Linked DNA regions of Homo sapiens: regions 1, 2 and 4 are each linked to region 3. Evidence: chromatin contacts called from ENCODE Hi-C or POLR2A ChIA-PET data. All regions are on one chromosome and are shown on one strand. Each heading gives the region's core, a stretch centred on a gene start or an enhancer-like site at or near the end of the contact. The rest is flanking DNA. Distances are from core to core; before and after follow the strand shown.

What was found. Hi-C counts contacts between places; a loop is a spot of excess contacts on that map. ChIA-PET counts read pairs that join two places held with the same protein, here RNA polymerase II (POLR2A). Pooled maps may share reads with other maps.
Region 1: a loop to region 3 is called in a pooled map, with 8 times the contacts of the local background. The contact joins the promoter of RBCK1 here to the promoter of NOP56 in region 3. A Hi-C loop is called at or near these places in 3 of 50 pooled maps. POLR2A ChIA-PET finds 5 or more read pairs at or near these places in 2 of 52 experiments (Caco-2 and activated B cell).
Region 2: a loop to region 3 is called in a pooled map, with 9 times the contacts of the local background. The contact joins the promoter of SOX12 here to the promoter of NOP56 in region 3. A Hi-C loop is called at or near these places in 1 of 168 maps with a recorded cell type or tissue (CD8-positive, alpha-beta T cell), 2 of 37 single-sample maps with no recorded cell type and 7 of 50 pooled maps.
Region 4: a pooled map shows a loop between it and region 3 (23-fold over the local background). The contact joins the promoter of CDS2 here to the promoter of NOP56 in region 3. A Hi-C loop is called at or near these places in 2 of 37 single-sample maps with no recorded cell type and 14 of 50 pooled maps. POLR2A ChIA-PET finds 5 or more read pairs at or near these places in 1 of 52 experiments (IMR-90).

The regions. Positions count from the first base shown.
Region 1 is chr20:406,982-409,681 of GRCh38, forward strand. It overlaps RBCK1 (RANBP2-type and C3HC4-type zinc finger containing 1), which reads left to right and starts at 1,318. Exons shown (of 12, transcript NM_031229.4): 1 at 1,318-1,798. The coding sequence starts at 1,777. RefSeq lists a silencer at 1,016-1,285 and enhancers at 1,263-1,905, 1,856-1,905, 1,906-2,546, 1,956-2,055, 2,116-2,215 and 1 more.
Region 2 is chr20:324,139-326,838 of GRCh38, forward strand. SOX12 (SRY-box transcription factor 12) reads left to right here and starts at 1,414. Exons shown (of 1, transcript NM_006943.4): 1 at 1,414-2,700. The coding sequence starts at 1,787. NRSN2-AS1 (NRSN2 antisense RNA 1) reads right to left here and starts at 1,114. Exons shown (of 3, transcript NR_109990.1): 1 at 1,004-1,114. RefSeq lists silencers at 284-543, 1,104-1,413, 1,524-1,903, 1,974-2,033, 2,054-2,543.
Region 3 is chr20:2,651,357-2,654,056 of GRCh38, forward strand. It overlaps NOP56 (NOP56 ribonucleoprotein), which reads left to right and starts at 1,276. Exons shown (of 12, transcript NM_006392.4): 1 at 1,276-1,307; 2 at 1,486-1,575; 3 at 1,923-2,037. The coding sequence starts at 1,305. It overlaps MIR1292 (microRNA 1292), which reads left to right and starts at 1,421; the gene lies at 1,421-1,486. It overlaps LOC105372505 (a long non-coding RNA gene), which reads right to left and starts at 1,108. Exons shown (of 5, transcript XR_007067502.1): 1 at 1,004-1,108. RefSeq lists a silencer at 760-1,399 and an enhancer at 1,900-1,989.
Region 4 is chr20:5,125,678-5,128,377 of GRCh38, forward strand. It overlaps CDS2 (CDP-diacylglycerol synthase 2), which reads left to right and starts at 1,331. Exons shown (of 13, transcript NM_003818.4): 1 at 1,331-1,472. The coding sequence starts at 1,416. It also overlaps a transcript of PCNA not described here. RefSeq lists a silencer at 820-1,739 and enhancers at 1,002-1,503, 2,080-2,169.

The DNA.
Region 1 (2,700 bases), core at 68-2,567, 2.2 Mb before region 3:
TGCTCCGTTAGACAGTAATAGATGCTGAGAAGAAAAAATGAAGCCAGGAAAGCGGATGTGAAATGCTGGATACGTGTGTCTGTGAAATTTCAGATGGAGTAACTAGGGAAGATTTTTGGGTAAAGACCAAAATAAAGGGAAGGAGGGAGCCATGCAGACGTTTGGGTTATGGCAGGTGCAAAGGCCTTAGGGCGGGAGTGTGTCTGACTTACTCCAGGACCCAGCAGGTCAATGGGACTTGAGTGGAATGAGGCAGGGGCAGGGCAGTCAGCTACGAAGACAGAGATCGGGAGGCAATTTGCGAGCCCTGGGACAGATCTCGGATTTTGCTTTAAGTGAGATGGGAGTACTTGGGTCGGGGAGTGGCATGGGTTTGATTTACATTTTAACAGGACTCTCCGGCAGCTAGGTGGAAATGGACGGTAGGGGGCAAAAAGAGAAGCAAGGAGGCCCAGGAGGAGGCTGGTTCAAGACCCCTGAGATGATGGAGCACTGATGGAGCTGGAGCGGGATGGGGCCGGAGGAGGTGAGGGATGAGATTCTGCAAGTGGAGCCCGCAGGATCTGCTGATCGATGGGACGAGGAACGGGAGAAAAATTAAAGCGGCGCATGAGGCAGACGAATGCAAACTTCACCAATAGCTCAACGAAAAGACAGACGGTGACCGCTGAGAGGCAGCGTCGGATCTGGGTAAGGGCGGGTTCCTGAGCCTGCCAGGCCTGGATTCAAACCTCGGCTGAGTGGCCTTGGACAGGTCATCAACAAACAGAGCCTTCGTTTATTCATGTGCAAACGGGGCCAAGGACCGGGCCTGCCCCGAGGTATGCCTGAGGCTTGGGTGAGCAGGCGCCGGGCTCGCAGGGCGCGCTCCTAACCCGTCCCCAGCGGCTCGACGCTGTGGATCCCGCCGCCCTCCAGCCCCGGCTCCGGCGCCGACTCCTGCTCAGGCTCCTGCTCCTGCCCCCGGCCCCGCCCCCGGCCCCGGCCCCGGCCCCCGGCCCACCCCGGCCCCGCCCCCAGCCCCCGGCCCCCCCGGCCCCGCCCCCGGCCCCGCCCCGGCCCCGCCCACCCCGCCTGCGGCCCAGCTCCTTCCCGCGGCTCTGCGATGCGGCCCGCAGGGTGACCCGGGCGGGAGTCCGGGGACCCGCGATCAGCCCCGGAGGACGGGGTGGGGTCGCCCCAAACAGGAGCGCCGGGACCGCTGGGACCCCGCACTCGGCGTCCGCCGCCGCCGGGTAGCCGGGCAGTGGAGGTCCCGGATGAGGCGACAATTTTTCCGGCCCCCCCTCCCAGTCCCGCCCCACTTCCGGGGCCGCCACTTTCACTTTCTCTTCCGCCGAAGCCGCTCCCCTTGCGAAGAACTGGGGCCTCCCGGGAGGAGAGAGGGCTTTGCCTTGAAACCCGGGACGCCAGGGGCGCTCCCGCAAGTGGGGGTCCTCCGGGACTTGGAACGCCCCGGCTGGGTGGTGTCCGGGCGTCCTTTCCCCGCTTCTTCCCACCTCGGCTGGTCCCGTTTCCTCCTGCGCCCAGTGCGGACCTGTCTCGGCGCCCGCTGCCCTCTCACCGCCCCACGCAGGATCCCGGCCTGGTCACCGGGCAGTGTGATGCTTCCCGACTGCCGCGGGGACAGCGAGGCACACACAGGGCTTGGGCCGCGCCGGAGGCCACACGGCCTGGCTGAGTTGCTCCTGGTCTCCCGCCTCTCCCAGGCGACCCGGAGGTAGCATTTCCCAGGAGGCACGGTCCCCCCCAGGGGGATGGGCACAGCCACGCCAGATGGACGAGAAGACCAAGAAAGGTGGGCACAGGCTGGAGGTGGCTGGGGAACTTCCGGTGGGAAGTGGGCCCCGCAGGACCTGGCCTTGCCCCTGGCCAGAAGGGCCTTGGAGAGGGGGCTTTAGCCTGCCCTCCCTCTACCCTCCTCCCCATCAGTTTCCTCCTTTGGTACCTGCTGGCTTCCAGAGCCATCTTGGGGCCCTGAGAACTCCTTGGGCTGGCTCTGTGCTGAGATGGGGCTAGGGGACTCGCAGAGGACACAGGGCATTGAACTTGGAGACCTCCTGGGCTGGTGGGAGACAGACGTCAGTTGACCTGAGAAGCAGGGGTACTTGCCTCTTCTCTTGTCCCCTGCACCTAGGGTTGTAGAACGGAAGTCAGTCACTGCCTTGCTGGAAACCCTCCCATGCCCCTCTGTGTTCTCCAAACAAAACCCAGAGGCCCTGGGTGGCCCACAGGATATCTGTCCTCAGTCACCCCGCCATGCTCACTCTACTGGAGCCCCACTGGCTTCCTTCGGTTCTCATCCAACCATTTTTTGGCCAAGGCCCTTACTCTTCCTTCCACCTGGACCACTCTTCCCCACTGGAGCTTGACACGTGCAGCTTCTCCTCCTTCAGGTCTTAGCTTCAGTGTTACCCCCTCCCAGAGGCCTCCCCTGGTCTCCTTAACCTGTTTATTTCCCTGCCAGCAAGGATCGCAATCTGACTTTTTTTTTTTTTCTTGTTAAACTTGTTCATTGTCTCCCCACTGGGCAGGGAGATCCATAAGGAGAGGGGCCCTGTTTATAAATCTCTGTGGGATTCCAGTTCCTGGGACAGTGGGTGGCACACAGTAGAAGCTCAATAACTGCTTGTTGGATAAATGAATAGAAATATGAGGGACCCTGGGAATGGGAAGGACAAACAACCAAATGAGCCTAGT
Region 2 (2,700 bases), core at 164-2,663, 2.3 Mb before region 3:
CCTCCAGGGATGCTCCAATTTCTTTCTCCCCACCACCCCCACCCCGCCCCCCGCGCCGCGGAGCCGCACCTCGGTCCTTCCTCCCCGCCCCACACCCTCAAGCTCGGCTCTTGGCCTTCGCTCGTCCAGAAGTGGGTGAGCTGTACCGCCAGAGGCGCATTCTCCTAGCCCCAAACCATGCCCGCTACGCCCCAGCGGAATGCCACCTTAAAGACCCTAATCCGGGCACCTCCCAGCTCCTGCTTCCCAAGGGCGAGGCCTCAGCGCCCCCTCCCATCGCCCATGCTCACGACGCCGTGAAGGTGACCTCCCCCAGGGGCGGCACACGCCCAGTGGTGCCCGAACTGGCTCACACGTGGTGAGCCGGGAGCGCGCGGCCCCTCCCCGCCACGCGCCTCGTGCCGGCCACCCGGCCACGCCCCCAGGACTGGCTCCGCCCCGTGCCCCTGCACGCTTCTCCAGGCTTGGGTGGGGCGACGCGCCCAAGTCGGGCACCGGGCAGGCTACGGGGTGGGGTAGGACCTGGGAATGGCGCACCCACGCATCCTCGAATGTCGCCTGCGGTTTGTGAAAAGCGGGAAGTCCGCCCAGCTCAGGACCTTTGGCTGGCAGGCGAGGTGCCCCGCGGCCCTTGGTGCTGAGCAGGGGAGAGACAGCTGGGACCGCGAGCCTGGGAATCGAATCCTAGTCTGCGTGTCCTCGGTGCTTCCTATTTGGAAACTGGGCATCATATTATCATATTCCCTTCTCCCTCCGGATTCTTATGGAGCTTCGAACGAGATTAAATATACATATATATGAGAAAGGGATTTGTTCACTAGGTCCAAAAGCATTTGCTGGTCCCATATGTGGTCGGACCCTGTGTGTAGTAGGCGGGGGGCAACATCTACGACAACCTGAGTTCGTCCCCTTAAGAAGCTTTCCTGAGTCTTGGGCCCCCCAAATTCTCTTCTGGGATGGTCCGAAAAGACGTCCCTGAAAGAGGAAAGGGCGGAAATCCTACCTGACGGCAGGTGTCTCGGAATGAGCTAAAATTTAAAAGGCAACGCGGGGCAGGGACAAGCGTCCAGCGTCAGATGGAAGCAGGCTCGCGTCCCCTACCCTTCCTCCAACCCCTAACCTAAGAAAAGAAACCGATCTCGCCGGTCTCCCCCAATCCTAGCCGCGAGACCGCCCAGCCCCGCAGCCCGAGCCCCGCCCCGCTCCGGCGGCCAGCGATTGGGAGATGCAAATACCGGCTTCTCTGCCCAGCAACGGGTGACGCGGCGCCCGAGCGCGAGGCGGGGCCCGGCCGCAGCCCAAGCGGGCACCTCGGTGTTTACACGGGGCGGCCCCGCGCGCGCCGCAGCGGCCCGCAGACGGCGAGGGGGAGGGGTGGTGCGCGCGCCGGCGGGGCCGCGCGGGGAGAAAGACACTGAAAGGCGTCGGCGGCCGGGCGGGGAGCGGCGCGCGCGGGCCGCGGCGGAGCCAGAGGCTGCAGGAAGAGCCCGCGGGGGCCCGGAGGGTGCGATTCCTCGGCCCCCGCAAAACAATGTGTGTTGTGAGCCAGGACGCAACTTGCCGGAGGCGGCGGGGGCGCGCCGAGCCCGCCTGAGACCGCGCTGACCTTCTCCCCCCGCCGTCCGTTGGGCCCGAGCGCCCAGCTCCTCGCTCCCCAGTTCGCGGGGGCCGGGCCGAGCCGCGGGGCGGGGCCGCCCCTCCGTCGCCGCTGCCTCCTCCCCCACCCCCAGCCGCGGAGGATGCGGACGGCCCCCGGCGGCGTCTAGCGGCCCCGGGCCCAGGCGCGATGGTGCAGCAGCGGGGCGCGAGGGCCAAGCGGGACGGCGGGCCGCCGCCCCCGGGACCCGGGCCGGCCGAGGAGGGGGCGCGCGAGCCCGGCTGGTGCAAGACCCCGAGCGGCCACATCAAGAGGCCGATGAACGCATTCATGGTGTGGTCGCAGCACGAACGGCGGAAGATCATGGACCAGTGGCCCGACATGCACAACGCCGAGATCTCCAAGCGCCTGGGCCGCCGCTGGCAGCTGCTGCAGGACTCGGAGAAGATCCCGTTCGTGCGGGAGGCGGAGCGGCTGCGGCTCAAGCACATGGCGGATTACCCGGACTACAAGTACCGGCCGCGCAAAAAGAGCAAGGGGGCGCCCGCCAAGGCGCGGCCCCGCCCCCCCGGTGGTAGCGGTGGCGGCAGCCGGCTCAAGCCCGGGCCGCAGCTGCCTGGCCGCGGGGGCCGCCGAGCAGCGGGAGGGCCTTTGGGGGGCGGGGCGGCGGCGCCCGAGGACGACGATGAAGACGACGACGAGGAGCTGCTGGAAGTGCGCCTGGTCGAGACCCCGGGGCGGGAGCTGTGGAGGATGGTCCCGGCGGGACGGGCCGCTCGGGGACAAGCGGAGCGCGCCCAAGGGCCGTCGGGCGAGGGGGCGGCCGCCGCCGCCGCCGCCTCCCCGACACCGTCGGAGGACGAGGAGCCGGAGGAAGAGGAGGAGGAGGCGGCAGCGGCTGAGGAAGGTGAAGAGGAGACGGTGGCGTCGGGGGAGGAGTCGCTGGGCTTTCTGTCCAGGCTGCCCCCTGGCCCGGCCGGCCTGGACTGCAGCGCCCTGGATCGCGACCCGGACCTGCAGCCTCCCTCGGGCACGTCGCACTTCGAGTTCCCGGACTACTGCACCCCCGAGGTTACCGAGATGATCGCGGGGGACTGGCGCCC
Region 3 (2,700 bases), core at 26-2,525:
GTATTCACGACGGTTAAAATAATTTAACATGCTAATGTATGGATTAACTTGGCAATTCCATTTTAAAATATTAAATGGAATAACGATTCTGACTCGTAAGTAGACATGTGTAACAGAATTCAACCACATCTGTAAACCATATTGAAATTATGAGAGTAAGATTTACCAACCACATTTAGGTTTGACATATTAGATTTGTGAGTGAACTATGTACTTGGATTTTGTCAAGTAACTCAATCGCTTAACAAAATAACAATTAAATGTATAAATGCAGTTTATAGCTATACATTATTTTTAAAAATCCCCTTCGAATGACTCTTTAAAACATACCAGGGGATACGCTACTTAAGTATAACTAGGTTTTGGATTTATAACGTTAATATTAATTATTAAAGCAAAACTCATTTCTAAAGAGTCGCCTGAGTGCCCAAAAGACGCCCTCAAGGACAGGGAAGCAGCTGCGATTCACTCAGCGATCACCAGCGCCCAGAATTCAGGGCCGCCCAAGCGGAGGAGCAACACGTGGCCCAGCAAAAGGAGCTGGGTCCCGTGCAGCACAGCAACAAGAAACTGGCCTAGGAAGACGCTGGAGCGTCTTTCTTTCGCACGTTACTGCCTGCTACAGTCATTTAAAAAAAAAAAACCAAAAACAAAAAAAAGAAATAAATTAATAGTACGAAGAAAACTGCGCGAGCTACATTCCCAGCAGGGTCTGCGCCAGAGCGCGCCAGGCACCGCTCCCGTTACGGGTGGGAGGAAAGGATGCACCGCCCACCCGGCGCCGGGGAGGCTCGTCCCCGAGTAGGGGACGGGAACGCCTGGGTCCCGGGGACGTGGGGCGCAGGGTCTGGGGCCCGAGGCCACGGACGAAGCGGGAAGCCGGCTAGGCAGCGGTCTCTGTCTGGGATGGACGCCGCGCCCCACGCGGACCTCCCGCCCCGACTTCACCCAGCTCTGCTGCCCGTAACTCATATGACAAGAACATCAGGAACCGGACTATTACCCCGAAAGGGCCTTCCCAAGTCGTTTCGCCGCCTGCAGTGCCCGACCGGGGGCCGCGCGTCCCCGGCAACCACGCCCGCCCGCGCAGCTGCAGAGGCCGGAAAAGGCCCGCTCGCCCGCGCTCGGCACCACCCAGCCCGCGCTCCGGGCGATACCACCCTGGGCGGCCCCTCCAAAGGCCGGAGATGGTGTCGTCCCCGGCCTCCGATTGGTCGGGGGGGCGGGGGCGTGGCCTCTGGAGCCTGGTTCCGCGCGCCGGAGCGCGCTAGCCGCATTGCGAGCCGAACCCGGGAGCTGGCGCCATGGTGAGGAGTGGTTGCGGGGCGCGGGCGACGCGACGGTGGGGGTTTCGGCCTGCGTTCGGGCCGCAGACAGGGCCTGGGCCTGGGCCTGGGCCTGCGCCTGCGCCTGCGCCTGCCCTGGGAACGGGTTCCGGCAGACGCTGAGGTTGCGTTGACGCTCGCGCCCCGGCTCCCGTTCCAGGTGCTGTTGCACGTGCTGTTTGAGCACGCGGTCGGCTACGCGCTGCTGGCGCTGAAGGAAGTGGAGGAGATCAGTCTGCTGCAGCCGCAGGTGGGTGAGATCCGTGGGCTCCTTTGGCGGCCCCGCAGACCCTCATCGCGCGGGTCCCAGCATGCACAGCGCGCTCCCACGTGGCCGGCCGAGCGGTTCGGGGCGGGGGGACGGGCCTGGAAAGCTCTAGATCCGGGGGTCTTTACCTTGACCCATGGGTAGAATCGCTCTAGCAATTAGAAATAAGCCTCCCGGACGCCGCCCCCGAACGATTAAAGCAGAAGCTGGGATGTGGGGCCCAGGTATCAGCATATTTTAAGAGCTTCCAAGGCTGAGAACCGCTGCTTGACTGCGCCGCAGAGGCAGGAGGGAGGGAAGGAAACCACTTAGCCTCTTTCTCCCCCCAGGTGGAGGAGTCTGTGCTCAACCTGGGCAAATTCCACAGCATCGTTCGTCTGGTGGCCTTTTGTCCCTTTGCCTCATCCCAGGTTGCCTTGGAAAATGCCAACGCCGTGTCTGAAGGTAAGTCGGCCACCGCCAAGTGTCACAGAGAGATGTGGTTCCTTTCGGTATCCTCTCGGGCAGCTTGTGATAGTATTTGCCGTCCTTGGCTGGCTCTGAGTCTGATAGGCGTGAGGCAGTATTTGAGCCATACAATGTGTAATTTGAAATAATTGTCTTCACAGAGCTCAAGGTCTGGGAACTGTGCTAGACCAAACTGTTTAAGCAGACGATGTGGAATGTGTGTTAACGTTTCCTTGTGGGCACTGTAGTGACAAACTATTTTTTATTTTTATTTTTTTTGAGATGGAGTCTGTCCCCCAGGCTGGAGTGCAGTGGCAAGATCTGGGCTCACTGCAACCTCTGCCTCCCTGGTTCAGGCGATTCTCCTGCCTCAGCCTCCCGAGTAACTGGGATTACAGGCCTGTGCCAGCCACCACACCCGGCTAATTTTGTATTTTTGGTAGAGACGGGGTTTCACCATGTTGGCCAGGCTAGTCTCCATCTCCTGACCTCGTGATCCGCCCGCCTCGACCTCCCAAGGTGCTGAGGTTGCAGGCGCGAGCGACGGTGCCCGGCCGACAAAGGGGGGTTTCTTAAAGGGGGTCGGCTTAACACCTACTTGTGCCTGAGGTTTTGCCTAAACACAATCAAGTGTCTGGTTCTCTGCTTTCTGTTCGATTG
Region 4 (2,700 bases), core at 81-2,580, 2.5 Mb after region 3:
AACACAAGTATTAATAAATGCAGGCAGGCAGTATAGTATGGTGGTTAGAGTGTGGGCTGGTAACAAACCTGTTTGTGTTCTAATTCTTACTAGGCACTTTCTAGCTGGGAGACCTTGGCTAAGGTCCTTTTAAAAGTTTTAAATCCATCCAACAAGTACTTACAATGGATGTGTCAAAGACATAGAGGATGCACAGTAAACAAAGTAGACAGCACTTCTGTCCCAAAAAAGGTCTTTCCATAGTCCAGAAGACAAATTTGAAAAACTGAGGAAGGGCCAGGCTCGGTGGCTCACGCCTGTAATCCCAGCACTTTGGAAGGCGGAGGCGGACGGATCACCTGAGGTCAGGAGTTCGAGACCAGCCTGACCAATATGGTGAAACCCCGTCTCTACTAAAAATACAAAAGTTAGCCGGGCGTGGTGGCGCGCACCTTGGAATTGTTTGCGCCCGGGAGGCAGAGGTTGCAGTGAGTCGAGATCATGCCACTGCACTCCAGCCTGGGCGACAGAGCGAGACTCCGTCACAAAACAAACAAACAAACGAACAAACAAACAAACCACTGAGGAAGATCTTAACTGTAAAATTCAAATCATACCCACTTCCAAGCCATGTGTGGATTAAACGAGATAAGCCAACTAAAGCGATTACTCAGCTCAGTGCCTAGTATACAATTAGTGCTTAACAAGTACTAGCGACCGCTTGGCAAAGCAAAGCAGACTGAAGCGTGGGTTTCATTTCTCATCATGTGATAAGTGATAAAATGCTCTTAACCAGGTCGGCTCACCTGGCCTTTCCATTCGACCTAAATAACGTCTACTTACTTGCGTAAGGGAAGAGCTCTGGCCCAGGTCAGCAAGCATTTGTCAGGCTAGAGCCTCCGGGTGGCGCTTCTCGCCCTCAGTAACCGGTTACCTCCAGAACCAGGGCGCCAGCTCCGGCCATCCGCGGTTAAGCGGGAGCTCCCATTGGCTAATCGCACACTGAAACGCACGCCTTTTCCCGCCCCTGACGCTGCCGTCCAATGCGCGCCTCTCGACTCTGCTCCGCCCCGCCCCGCCCCCGTCGCCCTGCCTCCCTGGCGTATTTGCGCCATTGGTGGATATTCCGGACCGTGATGGTGGCGCTGCGCGTGCGCACTCGCTCCGAGCCCTGCTCCCGGGAGAGGGAGCTCTCGGGTCGGGGCTAGGGAAGGCTGACCCCGCTCGGCCCGGGTGAAAGGGCGGTGACGGCACTGGGTGGGGCCGAGCTCCAGGGCTGGCTGCTGGGCTGCTAAGGGAACTGTGAGCCGCTCAGAGCCGCGCGCCTCCCGGGCGGGGCGGGGCCGGCCGTGGGAGTCCGCGCGTGCCCGCGCCGAGCTGCCTGCTCCGGCGGCTTCGCTGCTAGCTCGCGGCGACGTCGGGCCGATTTTCCCAGGATGACAGAGCTGAGGCAGAGGGTGGCCCATGAGCCGGTTGCGCCACCCGAGGACAAGGTAGCGGCAGCGTCGGGGTGGGCGCGGCCGGGACAGCGGCGCATCCGGGAGGCCTGCGGGGGACGCGCGCAGAGGGGTCGTCTTGTTCTCTGACCCTTTGTCGCAGCCGACGGCGGCCCCGGGCCCGGGTAGCGCGAAGGGCCCTCGGGTGCCCGGCCTTCGCGGCGCGCGCGTCAGGGGTCGGCGGGTCGGGGTCCCGGCTCAGGGTCTGACTGAAGTGGCTCCCCCGGGGCGCAGGAAGGAGCTTCTCGGGAGTGGCGCACGGCCTCCTGCCTCGCTGGGCTGGCTGCGGGGACTCCCCTCTCCCCCAACTCCGTGAGGCCTTCCTGGAGGTGAAGATATGCAGAGCCTTCTTAGGGAGGCGGCTCCTCTGAGCGCAACTTAGGCTCTCCGTTCCCTTTTACAATGTTATTATTTTGGGGGGTGGGGGAATCAGGACAAGGCCATAGCATTTGCCTCCTGGGAGATGTAAATCCCTTCTTGGGCATGAAATCATCGGCTTTGAGCAAAGGGGTGTTACCCAGTGAGCCAGTCCGTCATCAGCAGGTGTTGGAGGGCGTCCTCCCGGTTGATGGGTTGTTTCCTGCACCGTGTGGGCTCTGGTGGGTAGGGGAGGAGAGTAGGAAGGAGGCCATCTTGGCGGGGACAGTGGCGGGGGTGACGGGTGGGGGAGTGGACTCCTTTGGGTGAAGTGAAAGATCTGTGTAGGGGAGTTAAGGAAGGTAGGGATTGGTTTTATTACTGTGGAGGTTGAATGGCAGTATAGGACTTTGTAGCAGTAGTTGTGCTTTCCGAGATAGCAGTGATCAGGAGCCCTGTGTTTGGGAAACTGATCAGACAGTGATGTGTAGAAGGGACTGAGGGAGCCTGGACCAGACTGAGGGAGCCTGGTTCACTCGGGATTGCCCATGAGTGACCTGTAGATGTTTTCTTTGGCCCACATATTGCCTTAAAAATCAGAAAGTTTCTCCTAACAATCTAAATTTCTTGCCTGTCTTAGATAATTGGAGGGTCCACCATCACTTTGTCACCTGCTCAATGGTTGGCTGGAGCTGAGGATCATCGGTTCCCACCAATCCCTGTTGCCTTACACCAGGCTCACGGCTTCCCCTAATGCAGCCTGTAACTTTTTGATGACTGGACGCAACGGACATTAGGGAGACACCCAGAAGGAAGAAAGCACAAGATTTGGTGACAGGATGTCAACAGAGCAGTTACACTAGGAGGA